Regions from separate parts of the Homo sapiens genome. Here region 2 is linked to region 1. Evidence: chromatin contacts called from ENCODE Hi-C or POLR2A ChIA-PET data. All regions are on one chromosome and are shown on one strand. The core of a region is the stretch at or near the end of the contact, and the rest is flanking DNA. Distances in the headings are between cores, read along the strand shown. Region 1 has its middle 470 kb from the start of CBLB. Region 2 overlaps LOC101929485 (a long non-coding RNA gene).

Region 1 (4,131 bases), core at 796-3,295:
CCTAAAGGGCATGAGCTGATTTGGCCAGTTTTATGTGGCTATAGAGAGTTGAAAAAGTATCCTAAGTTCATGTAAATTATTTTCATTCCATTAAAAATGAACAGGAATATTCTAGAGTTTCTTTTATATATACTAGAAGAAACATTTCATGGTGGATAGAATTAGAGTTTTGCCACAAGGCTAAGTCATTTATACATGGAGGTGATAGCAGCGATGGGAAGATATGAACCACCTACACATTTTGCTTTGCAGAAAACAAGCCTGCAGTGTTCTAAATGTTTATGTCCCTACAAAATTTATATATTAATATCCTAATCCTCAATGGATCGTTTTAAAAGATGGGTCATTTGGGAGATAATTAGGTTATGAGGGCAGAGAATTTATGAGAGGGATTAATATCCTTATTAAAAAAAAATAAAGGTCCCAAAGAGGCCATCCCTCCTTTTATGCCATGTGAAATTACAATGAAAAGACAGTCATCTGTGAACCAGGAAGTCGGTTCTCACCAGATACTCAATATACTAGCACCTTGATCTTAGACTTCCCATCCTCCAGAACGATGAAAAATAAATTTTTGTTATTTATAAGCTACTCAATTTATGGCATTTTGTTATAGCAGCCTGAACAGACTAAGACAAAACATTTTCCATATGAGCTAGGAGGACAGTTATGTAGAACCTTGGGAACAGAAAGTTTTAAGACGTACACATACACACGCACACACACACACACACACACACACACACACACGCTCAATTTCCCTCGAATCAAGCTCCAAACAGCTGAAGCACTCTGAAAGTCCTTAAAATTGTATGAAAATGGTAATACCTTAAACAGTAATAATTATTTCCTCCCAGCACATTGGATGTATCTGAATATTTACAATCAACATTTTTAAAGAATGTGCCTTTCCATGTGACTATGCACAGGGTCCTCCCTGCAGATATTTAGGAGATAACATGTAATAGATATCCACAAACCCCATCTGACAGACGAGTTTCATTGTGAAAAGTCATCATACATCATCCTCTCAGATATGTTGTTTTCTAGTCTTTTTCATTTAAACATACTGTTTTTTTTTTAATCGAATTTAGAGACCTTTAGACTGGGGTGGCTCTGGCACTTCAAATTCTTTGGTGAACAAATCAAAGCCCAATGTAAACAGTAAATGGAAACTAGGGTAACTCTACCAATCAGAAATCACTAACTGTGGGAATAAGCAAGCAAAGAAGGAGAGAATGGAGATGCTGGAAAAAAATGGGGAGCAGAAGGTAAGGAAACCAATTTAGGAAGAGAGTAACTTTAGATAAAGGACTAAACACCACTTTCCATGGACAGAAATAAATCTCGAAGGGATGGAAAATAATGCAGGCAAGATAGTGAATTGTTGGCCAGGAAGCTGAGGGAGCAAGCGAATGAGGGTGTTCTTTTCTCTGAAAACAGAGGCTATCATTGACTGAAAGCGAGGTGGAGAATTAGATTTGAGACTTGTACCCTGTCATATTGGAAAACCAGATCCATTTTACATGAAGTTATACAATGTATTTGTGTTATAATATATTTTCAAATACAGCACCTGAAATAAGAACCCCAACCCCCAAAGAAAAGGAAAGAAAGAAAGAAAAGAAATTACTAACTAACTTCTAACTAGGAACTTTCCATTCTAACCAAAGTTGTTTTGTTTGTCGTGCTTCTGCAAACCCTTCAGAAAAGTTTCCCCTTTTGCCCCTCCTGGCAGAGTGCTAACCACTTGTGGTCTGAAGCTGCCTTGATTCATGAGTCACTGAATGCTTTAATAAATTCTTTAAAAGATAAATGTAATAAAGCTTTTCTTTTATCAATACCTTTCACCTGAGACCTTTCCTCAACCAGTTCCAAAATTCCCGAAGTAAACACATCCTGAGAACAGCTAGTATTTACCTTGAGCACAAATGATCTTACAGTCCAGGAATGCAGAATGGATTGACTAGCACAAATCAGATGATGGCATAAGTCATTTTCTTGATATACAGGTGGAGGTCTACTTAGTGACCAGAAGAATTAGTAAAACATGAGCAGTAGTTTCTATAATCCTTAGGGCACACTGCATCTGTCAATGAAATAATGTCTTTTAGAGCAGTTGCCTCATGACTACACTTCACATGTGGTACACTTGAGTCACAGGCCTTGTGGGAGGCGAAGAACAGGTGAGACAGGCAAGGGCTCAATGTCTAACATGCTGAGACAAATAGATTGAGACCTCAGAAGGGAGAAGATAGTTTCTTTCAAAACTCTTGAAATATTTAATATCCTGGAGTGAAATAAATCCTAATTTAGAATTCTGTTTTCTTTTAAAAATTTTTTATACGACCTGTGGCCTCTTTTGTATTTTTCTTTTTGTCATTGCTAGCTAATAGATATGACACTTCTATTTTAATTTTTTGATGTTTTCTTTAAACATGTCAGATAAGTAATAATCCTGCATCATTATCTCTTATTCTGAAATATAAGTAGCTTTCAAAGTTGTCAACTTATAGTGGGATTAAATGGAGGAAAAATAGAAGATTTTGATGCTAAAGAATATAGATTGGTGAAAGCAAACAATTAATCATCTAATAATTACTGAGCATGGTGGGACAATTATACTTTTTGCTGCCTCAAGGAGTTTATAATCCTTTGAGGAAGACAAGTCATAAATTAAAATTTAATAATCTGTAGCAAGGATCAGTAAACTTTTTTTTTTTTTTGGTAAAAGTATTTAGCTTTGCAGACCCAAAGGAAAAGTAGAAGACATTATATACCTAGTTACTTATAAAGAGAGAACACTCTTGCCTTGCCCTATCCCGTTTGCCTGGGATAGACTGTGAATGGCGGTGGGCCAGCTTGAACTGCTGCAGTCAGCTGGAGATATTCTTCAAACCAGGAGAAACTATCCTGAGGTGGAGGGGCCTGTTTGGGGGTGGAGTGGCAGCTACCTTGGTCAGATTTAGTCTCTGTCCCAGTCATACCCAGATCCTTGTATGCCTTCTTTTCCCAGAAAGCCCAGTCATTTCAACTTAGGCAGGTGGCTAGAGGCGTGGTGACTCATGGAGTTGATGATTTCCTGACCGAGATTCCACTACTTGGTGCCTGGCAGTTGCCAATTGCTGATTTCCCCCAATAGATGGTGACCTTGAATAGCAGTGAATCTCAGGTGCAGGGTAGAGAAGCAAGCATGGGAGCAGAGTTGGGGACAGAGAGATTCCTAGGCTTACTCTCTGTGGTTCATAGTGCTAGCTTGCTCAAGATGGGTGCCAGTAGGCCATAGTGATTTATAGAATCCTTGTCATGTACCAAGCACCCAGCTAGATATTCAAGTACAAGGATGAAACAATCACAGTTTTATTACATTTATCTCACAATAAAGGGTTTAAAGAATACTATAAAAATGTTGTGATAGATAACTTTTGCTAGTGTTAATTACCATAATAACTCGGAATTGTGATCAGAAAGAAATTCATTAAGAGGATATACATTGAGCCCAGTGTTAAATGATAAAATTGATGAAATAGTGAGAAGAGAAACTACCTCAGATAGAGGAAGTAAAATTGTTAAAGAATAATTTTTTCAAAAGTCAAATCATGACTTATAAAATATAAAATAGATATGCATCAAAGATCTTACATAACTAATTTTTATCTTTTTCATTATTTAGGAAATCCATAAGATGTAAAAAGCAATTTTTAAAAAGTAAAAAATAGTGCCTATATGAGCATGAAAGAATGCTGAAATAAATTTGCTATCACATACAAAAGTGGTGTCTTCAGCAGTCTAGAAATGAATTTCATCTCCACCACACAAAATTCATTTGCATTTCTCTTAACAGGAGCTATCTGCATCACCATCATCTCTCTACAAATTATCTCCACAATGTTGCAAAATAGTTAAATAAAATGAAAGGCACTTATTCTTACAGAATCCCGTAACCCCAGAAGTGTCCTTGAGATAATGCTCAACATTCCACTGTAAAGGTAACCAGTTATCATTTCTCAATTCCAAAATCCTTTATCAGACAATATGAACAAAAGTAAAAAGAAAATACAATGTATTTGGTTCAGAGATATCTAAGATGCTCAGTTCTTCGTCATCTAAATTTCTTAAAATTGCTACCTG
Region 2 (4,152 bases), core at 343-2,842, 230 kb before region 1:
ATGTTGAGACCGTCCCCAAATAGCTCACAAGGGGATAGCTATAACGCCCTTACCTTGACACAAATTCAATCTGTAGCCCATTTTTGACTCCCATGTGTATTTTCTTTTAATACAAAATTATTTTCAATTTGGAATTTAAGAGAATTGTTTGAGCTTAAGTGTAATAATCTACAATGTATTCTATAGCATGTAATCTAAATTATTCCTAGGGTTTATTCTTCTGATTTGAAATCTCCCTACTATAACTTGCTCATTAGTTAGGTTAGGCTAGTGTTTTAGTCTAGGGCCAATCACAAGACAGATAAAAACTGCATAATAATTTGATGAGGGAAGGTTTAATATAGCAATTATTGAACTATAATAGGGGAGTAACATTAAAGATGTAAAGAGAAATCTGAAGGGCTTTGTACAGCTGGATGAGACTACATAAGAAAGGACAACTTAGAACTGCCCTACCACCACCACCTCCAGCAACTGGGATTCAGACCTCAATGGAAAAGGTACAGTTTTAATCTACTGACTTGTAGGAAAGTTCACCTACCAGTCAGAGTAGGTAAGCCAAGTTAACCTATAGGCCAGTGCTGGTTCAAAGTTGTAATGAAAGCAGGAAACAGCCTTAGGTGCAGTCGAATGGAGACTGGGTGGCAGGCAGGCATAAAGGAATCAAGTGTTAGGAGCCCAGTAGCTGGCAATGGCATGAGGCCTGCTGGTGTGTAAGGTTGGGAAGCCTGCAGGAAACAACTCTTCCAACACAGTCTTCCTGAAGTTGTGTTGTGCTGGGAGTGCTCAGAGAGATACTGGAATGGAGCTGGTGATAGTCACCAGGCCCCAACCTGGGCTGCTGCAAAGTTGCTGAGGGACAGTACATTCTGGGTGTGCAGCTGGGGTAGGATGACCCTGGATGTGAACACACACATTCTCTCTCTCTCTGTCTCTCTGTCTCTCTCTCTCTCTCTTCACTAGTGGAGCACTCCAGAAACAGGAAGAGCGGTCCCTTTCTCACGTAATATCTCTCTCCGCCCTCTATTGATGAAAAATAACATAATTCTCGCTGTTAAGAAGAAACGTTTAGAGTCTAAGTCATTATGTCAGAGCCAGCACCAGGGAGTAAATTTGGAGCTGAGAGGAGATAAATTGGTAATGGGCACAATCTTTTCCTCTGGTTACTCAGTTTCCATATGCATTCTCCTATACACACACACTTGAACTACTACAAAACAATACAACAATGCCAAACGATCCAACTAGACTACACTGTAGTAAGAAAGAAATACCTATCTTTTATTGGCTCATCAAAAATATTATTTATTTCTTCACGAAGAACAGGAGGTTCTGCAGCACAATTATCTTTCAAGAATTAAGAACTTAGGCTGTTTCCTTTTAGAACTTTGTGACCTATGTGTACTTGGTTTCTAATTGTGAAGAAAGAGGGAGGATAGAAAATGCTCATTCTTAACCGCTTCGGTAACAAGTGACACATCCTACATTCCTTCTTTTGATGTTCCATTGCAAAAGTTTATTGTGTGACCCCACCTAGAAGCTTTGTGGCTAGGAAAACATAAGGAGTATGTAGATACTTGATGAGCACCAGTGGTTTTTACCACAATTTATCAAGTACAGAAACATAAATTACTTTTGATGCCTCAGAACACACAATAAATTGATCAAGTGAAATAAAACTGAGAACCACGATCATATAGTATGCATAGTTCTGGTGTTTTCACAACATGCCAAATATGTTATTTAGCACAAGACAACAGTGCTGTTTCTGACTTCTACTTGGGGATTTTAGTTCCCTTGAGCTGTTATTTATTGCAAAACATTTCTCATGGGTGTGTCATTGAATGGAGGCTTAGTCACTTGTTTTCAAGAAAAAAGAAATAGGATTTGCCCTTCTCTGTTGAAATAATATGACAACAGAAAATGATTTGTAACTGGCAAAAACAAAAAATAATGAATTTAAAATTAGCTGTGTGTCAAAGCAATACATGTTTACTTCAAACTGTTTTTGAGTAAAAATATTTGCAAGCAGAGAGCTACTAATAAGAATGAAATTAGAACAAAATATTTTTTAAATGCCTGTATATTGTGACTTTGCTGTGCAGGTATCCCCAGAGTGCACCTCACTACTGACTTTGCCCTGCGGATTCATTAAGTCACACTTTATAAGCAGATGGCTGCTCAGTAGACTTATGCTTAGTTACAGAAGTACATGCTTTAACACTTCTGGATTATCCATTTTAATGTAGGATAGCATCTGAAAACATTTATCTAAGAAATATAAAAATCAATAAAATAAATGTATCTATAAAAATAACAAAAAATATAAACTAAAACTACATGCACTGCTTATAGGGATGGCAAAATAATGGGTGACTTTTTTTCCTCTTGCTTGCACTTTTATGTATTTTCAAAATGTTTTTTGTGTATTTTACAATAAACATTTTGTTTTATAATTGAAACAATAATAAATGCTTATGTCAATGTGTGCTTTATGTTTTATGAATGTATTAAACATTTGAAAAATCTGACCGATATTAGAAGAGTTATGCCCTGGTACTGATTGCATGGTACAAGGGATTTTACTGAAACCAATAATACTGTTTTGGATGATTTAAAAAAACAATTGCAAATTTACTAACGAATGTATTACATGAATACCTAATACCATTAAAGCATACATTCAGATTAATTTGGCCTGTATGTATGTGAATAGGGCAACGATTTTAAAATATTGTCTTATTTTATCATAAGCACTGAATTATTCTCTACTTATTTATGCCATTTTTATTTTTATTCTTCAGTGAAGTTTTATAATATTGTCTCAGATTTTTCCTTTACTAACTTTTGTATTTATTCCAAGAATCCTCATAGTATTTAGTGGTCATTATGAATGGAATGCTTTTTGAAAAGTATAATGTTTTCAAGTTAGTTGTTTCTGATATTAAAAAGTGCTATTCAGTTTTGAAGATTGGGTTTATATCATGCAAACCTGCTGAACTCTCTTTTCATTTTCCATATTTGTCTATAAATTCTCTTGAATTCTTTTTGAAGACACACATATTTGAGATATAATGATAATTTGGGTTCTTTCCTTCTGATCTTTATCTAACTCATCTTGTCTCATTGTGTTACCCAGCCCTTCTAGTAAAATGTTGAAGTAGTACTCATTATGTTTCTCTCGTCTCTTATTTTCATGGGAATACTTTTATAGTTTGATCTTTGACTATAGAACTTTTGTGGGGTCTTGGTCTGTATTTTTTACCGCATAAGGTATTTACATTCTATTCCTACTTTGCTAAGAGTTTTTATCACATCCAAATTTTATATTTGATTCTTTTTTGCATTTTTAATATGTTCATATGATTTCCCTATTTTAATCTCTGTAAACTCAATTTGGTTGTGCTATGTTCTTTTTGAAATATATGGCTGGATTTGGTTTACTAATTACTTATGACATTTTATTCCTAAGTGAAATTGGTCTAGAATCACCCAATCCCATAGTACTTTATCTAGCTTTGATGTAAAGCTTGTGCTAACATAAAAGAATTTTGAATCTTACAGGTTTTTTCTTTACTTAGGAATAGTTGCATCTGAGGTCATCCGTTCTTTCAGGATTTGGCAAACTCACTTTTAAAATGACCTGGAAATACAGTTTATTATGTATGTATATTTTTGAGTATATTTATAACAGCTATTTTCTAATCAAGAGATTGTCAAATTAGGGCCTAAAAGCCTAAAAACCAAATCTAGCCCTCTACAAGGTTTTGCTATAAAGTTTAGTGGGAAAAAGCCACACTCATTTTTTAAATATTGTCTATGGCTGTTTCCATACTACAGTAGCAAAGTTGAGTAGTTGGGGCAGAGACTATGGCCTGTAAGAGTAAAGTGTTTAGTATCTGGCTCTTTATAGGACAAAATTTTCAATCGTTGGTCTAATCAACTATTGAATGGAATTTGAAAATTATTTTGCTCTATAAAATTTTCTTATTAATTGGAATTTCAAAGACTTTGGCATAATGTTTATTTTATTATTTTATGATACAGAACGTGCAGGGTCTCTCTACTAATTCCTCATATTATCCTAAATATTTTTATAAACAATTTTGCTTATTCTTTCTTCCATGAATTACTTAGAAGTTTAGTTTGTTT

The links. A loop is a pair of places that touch in the nucleus more often than their neighbours do. ChIA-PET counts read pairs that join two places held with the same protein, here RNA polymerase II (POLR2A). Pooled maps may share reads with other maps.
Region 2: a loop to region 1 is called in a map with no recorded cell type, with 2.0 times the contacts of the local background. The contact joins two enhancer-like sites. A Hi-C loop is called at or near these places in 3 of 37 single-sample maps with no recorded cell type and 5 of 50 pooled maps. POLR2A ChIA-PET finds 5 or more read pairs at or near these places in 3 of 52 experiments (MCF 10A, PC-3 and activated T-cell).

Annotation. Positions count from the first base shown.
Region 1 is chr3:106,332,010-106,336,140 of GRCh38, reverse strand. No RefSeq gene overlaps it. Among named protein-coding and RNA genes, the nearest start is that of CBLB, 470 kb to the right of the region's middle. Within about 2 kb of position 2,045, at least 3 of the 41 ENCODE cell types and tissues checked have a DNase peak (open chromatin) inside an H3K27ac peak, as active enhancers do; they include PC-3, where a contact is called at or near this core.
Region 2 is chr3:106,558,216-106,562,367 of GRCh38, reverse strand. LOC101929485 (a long non-coding RNA gene) reads left to right here. Exons shown (of 16, transcript XR_007095992.1): 3 at 3,582-3,663. Among named protein-coding and RNA genes, the nearest start is that of LINC00882, 680 kb to the left of the region's middle. Within about 2 kb of position 1,592, at least 4 of the 41 ENCODE cell types and tissues checked have a DNase peak (open chromatin) inside an H3K27ac peak, as active enhancers do; they include PC-3, where a contact is called at or near this core.